2 separate regions of the Homo sapiens genome follow, and region 1 is linked to region 2. A link is a contact called in ENCODE Hi-C or POLR2A ChIA-PET data. All regions are on one chromosome and are shown on one strand. Each heading gives the region's core, a stretch centred on a gene start or an enhancer-like site at or near the end of the contact. The rest is flanking DNA. Distances are from core to core; before and after follow the strand shown. Region 1 overlaps NCAM1 (neural cell adhesion molecule 1). Region 2 overlaps NCAM1 (neural cell adhesion molecule 1).

Region 1 (4,514 bases), core at 317-2,816, 44 kb after region 2:
GTAGCTTTCGCTTTATCCATAAATGCATACTTTTCTTGTAAATATTTGTGGGAAAATAAACAGTGTCTGGCAGTGTCTGGCAGATGTGCCTGGCAGTAGGCGCTTAGGCAAATCGTTTAACCCTTCACAAGTGAGCCTTGTTTATCTCCTCTGTAAAATAGGATGAGTAGTCACCCACGTCCCGCCACCCTAAAGAAAATCACAAACATTTTCATGTTTATCATGCTCTGCTTTACCCACATGGGATCATTACCACCAAGCCAGCAGTAATGTCAGCTGGTCGCTCTCAGATTTCATCATCCTGGCTAAGCCTTGCTCATTTCTGATCTAATTAATGTTGCTATCCTGTCCTTTTGTGTGCCTGAATGTGCAGGAGTAGAAGGGGCTCCAGGCCTGCCACTGTTTGGAGTTTTGAACCTAGCTTTCCAGGGAGGAATAGCAAAGTAAGACCACAGCTCAGTAAGACACAGGATGTAATGCCAGCATCTGCCCAGAGTGGCAGACAGCAGCAAATGGGCAGGCAGGGTGGTGCCGCCTGGCTGGCTTTATTCTCCTTGATATATCAGAAGCCCCTGTGGTTTGGACTCAGACTCAGGAGGTGACTCAAGCCTCAAGCTCAGAAGCCCTCTGTCACCATCTGTTGACTCAGAAGCATGCCCACCATCCCATGCAGTGCTTTTCCAGGCACTGTCCTGTAGCAGACGGAGTTCAGGCTTTGGAAGTAGACAGACCTGGGTTCAAATCACAGCTCCGCTTCTTCCGCCTGAAGCTCCATAACCTAGGATAAGTCGCTAAGCCTCCCCAAGTCTCAGATTTCTTACCTCTAAGGTGAAGGATGGATTCCACTTACCTTTTCAGTGTTTGTGAAAATTAAAGATTAAATGTGAAGAACACAAAACATACTGCTCAGCATTTAGCAGCTGGAATTAATAGTAAGAATAAATGAGAGTTATGTTATCTCTTGCTGCATGAAAGTCATTTGTCAGCAAAATCTCTGATCATCTCTTTTAAATATGTATATTAAGAGTCTTTTAAATATGTATATTAAGGCCCAGCATGGTGGCTCAGGCCTGTAATCCCAGCACTTTGAGAGGGCCAGGCGGGTGGATTGCTTGAGGCCAGGAGTTCAAGACCGGTCTGGGCAACCTTGTCTCTACTAAAAATACAAAAATTAGCCAGGCGTGGTGGCATGTGCCTGTAATCCCAGTTACTTGGGAGGCTGAGGCAGGAGAATTGTTTGAACCCAGGAGATGGAGGTTGTAATGAGACAAGATCGCACCATTGCACTCTAGCCTGAGTGACAGAGCAAGACTCCATCTCAAAATAATAAATAATATGTATATTAATATTGATAGAGAAGAGAGAGAATACCTCCTTCACCATCTTTATAATGATGCCTACATATGTATAATATATACTCACCCATGTATGTATACATATATAGCTATGAGTTTAATTTATCTCCATTCTCTCCTTCACCTTTCTTTGCCTTTTCTGTCTGTCGTGTTTCCATAGCAACTTGGCCTCTTCCTGCCCTTGCAACCACAGAACCAGCTAGTGAGTACAGGGCTGAGTTGCTCTCGGCCAGACCTCTGATCGCTTGTTGTAGAGCCGACTTCTAGATTACAGCGCTGCCTGTTGTTTTCCCTTTTATTAAAAGCAACAGTTGTGAATGCATGAAGGCTCCTAGCCTGGTGTGGTTTCCTAAGCATGCCGTCTGCTTGGCCAAGAGAGCAAACCAAGCATCAGCAAAAGAACGGGGTTGATTATTGGAAGAATACTCCGTGCATGAGGAGGCTTTTCCAAATCGACTCTCTAGTTAAAAATAGCCAAGGATTAGGCAAACCCTGAGGACACAAAAGAACAGCATCTCCTTCCCGGCTTTCGCTTTGCTGTCCCTCCTTCTGAAATACACACGCTCATGCGCGTGTTAATTTAGCAGTAGCAAAAAGACTGAGAGCGAGGGAAGGAATAGGAGAAAATGGCTGCTTGAGGAAAGGGAGAGGGTGATGCCGAGAAGGAAGGAGCCGCTGCTTCCTGACAGCATGCCCGGCTTTGTCTCCGCGTACGCAGAGCACAGGGGAAGGAGAGAGCTCCTTCCTGCTGTCTCCTTTCAGGCTCCCGCCTCAGTGCTAGAAAAATGATGGGCAGAAAAAGCCTAATCCAGGCTCCCCTTGGGTTGAGAGTCCAGATGAAAGTGCTGGAATTTATCTCTTGACAATAGAGTCAAGAGCCAGATTGTATCCTCTTTTTTCATCGTAGAAAACATTGCACAGAATCACTGCTGTAACATGTTCCAAGCTGGTCTTCATAATGCTCTAATGAAGTAAGATGTGTGTGGAGGACCTGAATCTCCTGAAGAATCCATATGAGTATGCGTGCATGTTCATAGTGTTCAAGCATCAAAGCTGTGTGGGAGTTTTAGATTTTATAATATTTCTGCTTGCACAGAAAAAAAATGGCATACATCCCATCAAGCAGAACAAGAAGGCAGAAAGCAGGTATGCAAAGTATAACTCCAGCTCCCCGGGCCAAGCTTTCCAATACATAATTGAACAGAGAAGAAAAGAGTTTCCTGGTTCTGTGTGTTGCATGAAATGGTTCTTTTTTTTCTACTGCAGAACACAGCTAAGGGTCTGCTTTCTTGGTGTTCCCTCCGTGTGTGTGCTGCGATGAATTTTAATTCCTGATGCTTTTGAGGTTTCATTTTGTCAGCAGAGCAGAGCCGGTGACAACAGGCTGTGCTCGCATGGGTTTAATTCAGATTATGAGGGGTTTTTTTTTACATTTGGAAAAGGAATGCAGCTGACAGCCCCTTTTCTTATTCTACAGTGTCACTCCTGTCCTTTTTCAACCTGGTGCAATGTGTGTCCAGGCACAGTAGGAGAAAGCTACATAATGTATTTGTACAACTGTGTCATATTTCAGGTGGCTCACTGTAGGTTGGTCTTCTCTGTTAGTGAAACACAATCTTGGTTCCAGATTTTGCCTGAAGAAGGAATTAGGTGTCTCTCCCCTGACATGTCTTTAATTTTTAAACATCAGACATTTCTGCCCACAGACAAAATGCTTAGTTGTGACATCCAAAGGGAAGAAAGTTTGAGTCATTTTATTTTGAACCACTTGACTACTGACCCAAATTGTAGGTCCCAGTGGATACTGAGATAAAGGAAAGATGCTCACAATTGGGCAGCAGCCTGAGTTTAGCATGAACATATTTCTCACTAGTAAGATGAAATGTGGCACATGTGAATTGCAGTGGAACTAATAGCAGAGTAGCTATCAGCATGTGAATATCCATCGATCATCAATCCATCAGTGGGGTTGAAAATACATATCTCCCAGTTTTGCTTCTGTGTGTGTGCGTGTGTGTGTGTGTGTGTGTGTGTGTGTGTGTGGACCCATTTATAATTATGAGGGAATAAAGGTATTCTAAATAAAACCAAAGGAGCAATTGCTTAGTTGTATATAATCCCTGCAAGGCCCCTTTGGTAGGAAGGTGCCTGAATCTGTGTAATGCCAGACAATAAGAAAGAAGCACACATTCTGTCAGCTCACGGTGGCAAGGGAAGAGGTAGCCTGGTTAAAGCATTTCTCTCAGGTTATTTTTAACCAGCGGTGTTCTTTACACAGAAAGGTGTCTTCATCTCCCTTCTTTGCCCTTCTCCCTCAGCCTCAATTGGCAATGGCCAAAACTTTCCCTGGCCTCTTAAATTTAAGGTCAGAAACCCAAAATACCTTTTAACAAGTCGAGATCACTCAGTCACAACATAGGACCAAAAGGAATGCTTAAGAAAAGTGTTTTTTTTTTTTCATTGTAAATCTCAAATTTATGACTTATCAGTGCAACCACGATTCTAAAGATATAACTTTAACCACAACAGGTTGGGTGCCGTGGCTCAAGCCTATAATCCCAGCACTTTGGGAGGCTGAGGTGGAAGGATCACTTGAGCCCAGCGGGGCCAACAGGGCGAAACCCCCATCTCTACAAAAAATAGAAAAATTAGCTGGGTATAGTAGCAGACGCCTGCAGTCCCAGCCATTCAGGAGGCTGAGGCAGAAAGATTGCTTGAGCCCGGGAGGTCAAGGCTGGAGTGAGCTATCTTCATGCCACTGCACTGCAGCCTGGGTGATGAAACGAGACCGTTTCAAAACAAAAAACTTTAACCACAAATGGCCCAAACATTTGCTTAATGTCAAACTCTCAGCACGTTGGGCCAAAGGTACAGTTTCTGCTGTTTAGTGTCAACACAGCCATTGTCTCAACCATCAGAAGGAAACCCATTCCCTAGTCTGCACTGGCCTCTTCCTTTATATGGGTCTTGACTTCAGGGAGGCTCACCGAGGTCTCAGGAATAACATGGGTTTGTGGAGAAAGAAGTGAGATAAGATCCTCAAAGCCACCATCTCTGGCATGCATCCACCCAGCCTCATTCAGCCCATACTCCCCTCCTCCTTATGCCATAGGAAACATGAAATGACTCTTCTTAATTTAATACAATCTTTTGTTCTTC
Region 2 (4,576 bases), core at 1,172-3,671:
AGGTTAAATAACTTGGCCAAGATTACAAAGCTAATAGGTGGCAGAGCTGAGATTCAAACTCAGGTAGTCTGGGCTGGTGTCCTTGGTCTTAACCACCCTGCAATGTGACCACATTCGTTTCCTATTCACTTTCACTGATTTTGTAGGTTTGGTGGTGAAGAGACCCTTTATTTTCCCTCCAGTAGTTTGCTGATAATGAGAGCAAGCCATCTGTATTAGTCTGTTATTATAATGCTGTAAAGAAATGCCTGAGACTGGGTAATTTATAAAGGGAAGAGGTTTAATTGACTCACAGTTCTGCATGGCTGGGGAAGCCTTGGGAAACTTACAATCATGGTGGAAGGGAAAGCAGCACAGACCTTCTTCACGTGGCAGCAGGAAAGAGAAGGGTGAATGAGCAAAGCAGGAGGAGCCCCTTATAAAACCACCAGATCTCTGAGAACTCACTCACTATCATGAGAACAGCATGGGGGAAACTGCCCCCATGACCCAGTCACCTCCCACCAGGTCCCGTGCTTGACATGTGGGGATTATGGGAATTACAATTCGTGATGAGATTTGGGTGGGGACACAGAGCCAAACTATCTCACCATCCCAGGCAAGTGGCACTGCTTCCATTCTTATGCTCCTGGTCTCAGTATCTGGATTTCCCACAGGTATAGCCAAATGAAAGAGACCTTAGCATTCAGTTATACTTTGAAAAATACAAAAACAATTCTCCATTACAGTGGTTATGTTTAGCAATACTTAAGGCTCATTTCTAGAATGATAGCCAACAAGACAAACATATAGCTGTAATTTAATGCCTTTTTCAAAAGTCCATGGTCATTATTAAATAGATTATAGAAAACTCCCTTATCTCATCATAGTCACTGATGATATTTATCCTGTTTGTTTCACCCGTCCTTTAAATTGGTGATCAGAGCATCTTGCTTGGGTGTGTCTACATTGGCCTTGGGCCCTGAACATCTGTAATGTCTTCCTCAGCCTCCAGTGACTTTATAACATCTTGACAAGGAAGTATTTTCAATTAGCCACGGGAGAGACTTTGGTTCCCTGTCTGCTGTCAGCTCCTCCCTCCTCAAGCCCATTGGAATCTGAAAAGAAAACCGATAAAATAAAACTACTGCAAGAAGTTGCTGATTCATGTGAACTCTTTTTTGAAATCAGAACAAATTATTCTCTGTTGCTTTGCCCACCTCTTCTGATAAGCACCTGAGCATCTTTTAGGAACTGAAATTTTAATTCACTTTTCTTCAGCAGCTAAGACTTTATAGCCTACTTCTGCTAGGGAGTTGGGAGTTACAAAACATCTATCTACACCTGAAGCCATTTGCTAAAAGAGTTGGCATTCCTTTCAGAACATATCATCAGTTTAAAAAAAAAGACATTTAAACAGAAAACACATTTCAAAATCTATCAGTCTCCCATGGGGCTATTTTACTCAACTGAGGTGGGGAGAGGGAGATTGTTTGGTTCTCAAAAGACAGAACTTTTTTTCTGTCTGTGAACAAGGGATAGAATAGTGTGGGAGAAATGGCTGGACTTGGAACTGCAACCCAGTCTTGAATCTTGACCCTATCATTATCATCACTTATGGCTCTGAGCGTCCCTTACCCATATGTAAAATAGAGGCTATAATGCTGTGATTATCTATGAGCAAAGAGGCCAGTTATAGTTAACCAGGAGAGAAATGATGGCAGCAACTTGATATTAGAATTTTTTTTTTTTTTTTGAGATGGAGTCTTGCTCTGTCGCCCAGGCTGGAGTGCAGTGGCATGATCTCGGCTCACTGCAACCTCCACCTCCCGGGTTCAAGCAATTCTCCTGCCTCAGTCTCCCGAGTAGCTGGGACTACAGGTGTGTGCCACCACATCCAGCTAATTTTTTGTACTTTTAGTAGAGACGGGTCTCCTGACCTTGTGATCCGCCTGCTTCAGCCTCCCAAAGTGCTAGGATTACAGGCGTGAGCCACTGCGCCCGGCTGATGTTAGATCTTTGTACAAAGACTGTGCTCTTTCTAGCCTATGATTTGGAAAGAGTGTAAATGGTAACTAATAGGTTATAATAAACCTATTTGGAGATGGACAGAAGGTTATAGTAGTTGAGGGGTTTAGGGGAAGAGTTCAAGCCTTAGAAGTAGATGATTTTTAATCTTGGTTTTAGTGCTCATTAACTAAGGGACCCTGAGCAAGTTATTTTATTTCTCTGAGCCCCAATTTCCACGTTCATACAGTGGAGACAATAATATTGGCCTTTTTATCACTCAGAACTGTTTGATGAAATAATGAAGTGTGTTTTGTAAACTGGAAAGTGTGAACTGTCCACAAAAGAGGGCTTGGGGGATGAGTGCTTCTTGGAGGCGTGGGAAGCACTGTTGGAAGCGCCTCTTGTCCCTGCCCCTGGGTCCTGCCCAGCCCAATACCTAGGTTCATAAGCACGTGTCTTTGAATCCAGCTAAGATGATGCAGTATTTACGCAAGGAGTGTTTATGGAAAGCAAGAGATGGGATACTTCGTCTGTGAGAAATGTTTACATAAGTGCCTTTTAAGGTGGGAGTTATGCCCAGTGACGAAATTCCACTTACATATGCAACTGAAAAAAAGGTGAAAGTTGAGGTAGGAATTTGTATTGGGAACAATGAAAATAGTAACAGAGTAGGAAAGGACCAGGCAGCAAGCAATGGAGGGAAGGAGTTTTGAGATCAAAGCAGGATTTCCACTTACTATCATTAAACCTAGTATTTCAGTGCTTCGTGTTTGGGGAAGAATAATCAGCCATTGTGCTGCAGTGGAAAACATCCAAGCATTGATTTCCAGAGAACCTGGGGTTCCTCTGGGCCAGCTTTGTCTCTGGTGTTTTGAGGGAGGAATCACTAGCTTTTCCATCTGTGCAAAAGGCCAGGCGTCTAAATGGATAACTCTTCCTTTAAAAACTTCTGTGATGGGAAGGGGAACATCACGCTCTGGGGACTGTTGTGGGGTGGGGGGACGGGGGAGGGATAGCATTAGGAGATATACCTAATGCTAAATGACGAGTTAATGGGTGTAGCACACCAGCATGGCACATTTATACATATGTAACTAACCTGCACATTGTGCACATGTACCCTAAAACTTAAAGTATAATAATAAAAAAAAGAATATTTTGCAAATAAAGTAAAAGAAACACCCTTAAAAAAAAAAAAAAAAAAAACTTCTGTGATGATAAATGTGTGCGTGGGATCCTGTTAAGCAGGGAATTCCTTTGAAAGCCTTGTTTCCCTTTTCTCTCCATGGCCCAGAGATAGATCCTGGCCGCATTTGGATATGAAAACTCCTCAGCCTTGCCGTGTTCTCCTGCCCCTTGAGAGTTGTGTTCTGTTTGAAAAGAGCTGAACAAATGAAGGCTGTTTTTTCACTTGGGATAAGAATATCCTTCTCAAAGCAGTAAGGGCTGAACGAGGGTAACAGGATCCATATGTTGAAGCTGGCTGCTAATACTCAGCATATGGTCCAGCAAACTTTCTTGGGGGGACTCAGCTTCTCATTCTTTAAGGAATGCTCCAGTGAACTCCAGAAAAGATCAGGACTTAGGTGACCGTGGCATAGACACAGCTTCTGGGCTTCATAAGCCTGTAGTTCCCAGAGAATGAGAGCCACGGGAAGTGACAGGGAAGGTCCTGGCTGGCCTTAGCATGGATAGCACTGGCCTGCAGCTCTCTTTGTAAGGCTCCATGCTCCCCAAGATACGATGGGCCCTTATCAATTCATGGGCTCTCTGTGTTCTGTTAAGGGATAGTGAATCCAAGGGTTGTTACTTGGGGTTCCCAGATGGTGTGTTCTAGTGAATGGAAACGTTTTGCCCTCTGTGCAGGGGCAGCATTGCATCATGGAAAGATCACCTACCCGGAGCCAGGAGGCCTGGGCTCTGGGGCCACGCTAGCCCTAACTAGAAGTGACCATAGGAAAGTCACTCCACCTTTTCCTCATCTGGAAAATGAGGAGGCAGGATGTGGTGATGTCTGAGACCCCTTTGGGCTCTCACAGTGTAGAATCAAGTGGCACCTGAACTCCATCCTGAGGAGAATGACAGGAGAAAGCACCCACAGATAATCACACTTGCACTGCGGGCAGTGACCCCGCGGCATAGTATTCCAGCACAGCTCTGTGTGCTGCGACCACATTCAGGAGAGGCAGGGGAAGACTTTTTATTGCTCTCAGGCAAGAATTCAGTCCTGAGCCTCAGGGAGCCGGCAGTGGTGGTCTGAGCAGGGGAGAAACTAGCTGCCCTAGATTACTCTATTTCTTCCAAACCAGTTTTTGGAAGTCTGGGTTTTCCCCTCTGATTTTCACAGATGACAGCGTCAGCATCTTCCCCCTGCCTCTGCCCAGGGCCCCATTTCTCCCCTTATGCCCTCCTCCTTCCCTTTTCCATCCCTGTCTCCACCACATCACCTCTTTCTCTCTGAAGCCTCTGCTGGCTTTCTCCGTGACCTGCCTTGTCTGTTGCTGGCATGGTTAGGAAGGCCGCACCCCCTTCCCAGCCCCAAGCAGGCCCTCTAATCCCTGCAGTCGGCTGAGGACAACTGTAGTCT

The links. A loop is a pair of places that touch in the nucleus more often than their neighbours do. ChIA-PET counts read pairs that join two places held with the same protein, here RNA polymerase II (POLR2A). Pooled maps may share reads with other maps.
Region 1: a map of dorsolateral prefrontal cortex shows a loop between it and region 2 (1.9-fold over the local background). The contact joins two enhancer-like sites. A Hi-C loop is called at or near these places in 3 of 168 maps with a recorded cell type or tissue (Right ventricle myocardium inferior, dorsolateral prefrontal cortex and left ventricle myocardium superior), 1 of 37 single-sample maps with no recorded cell type and 3 of 50 pooled maps. POLR2A ChIA-PET finds 5 or more read pairs at or near these places in 1 of 52 experiments (WTC11).

The regions. Positions count from the first base shown.
Region 1 is chr11:113,241,290-113,245,803 of GRCh38, forward strand. The region is part of intron 14 of NCAM1 (neural cell adhesion molecule 1); the gene reads left to right. Among named protein-coding and RNA genes, the nearest start is that of NCAM1-AS1, 30 kb to the right of the region's middle. Within about 2 kb of position 1,567, at least 5 of the 41 ENCODE cell types and tissues checked have a DNase peak (open chromatin) inside an H3K27ac peak, as active enhancers do.
Region 2 is chr11:113,196,655-113,201,230 of GRCh38, forward strand. The region is part of intron 1 of NCAM1 (neural cell adhesion molecule 1); the gene reads left to right. Among named protein-coding and RNA genes, the nearest start is that of NCAM1-AS1, 75 kb to the right of the region's middle. Within about 2 kb of position 2,422, at least 3 of the 41 ENCODE cell types and tissues checked have a DNase peak (open chromatin) inside an H3K27ac peak, as active enhancers do.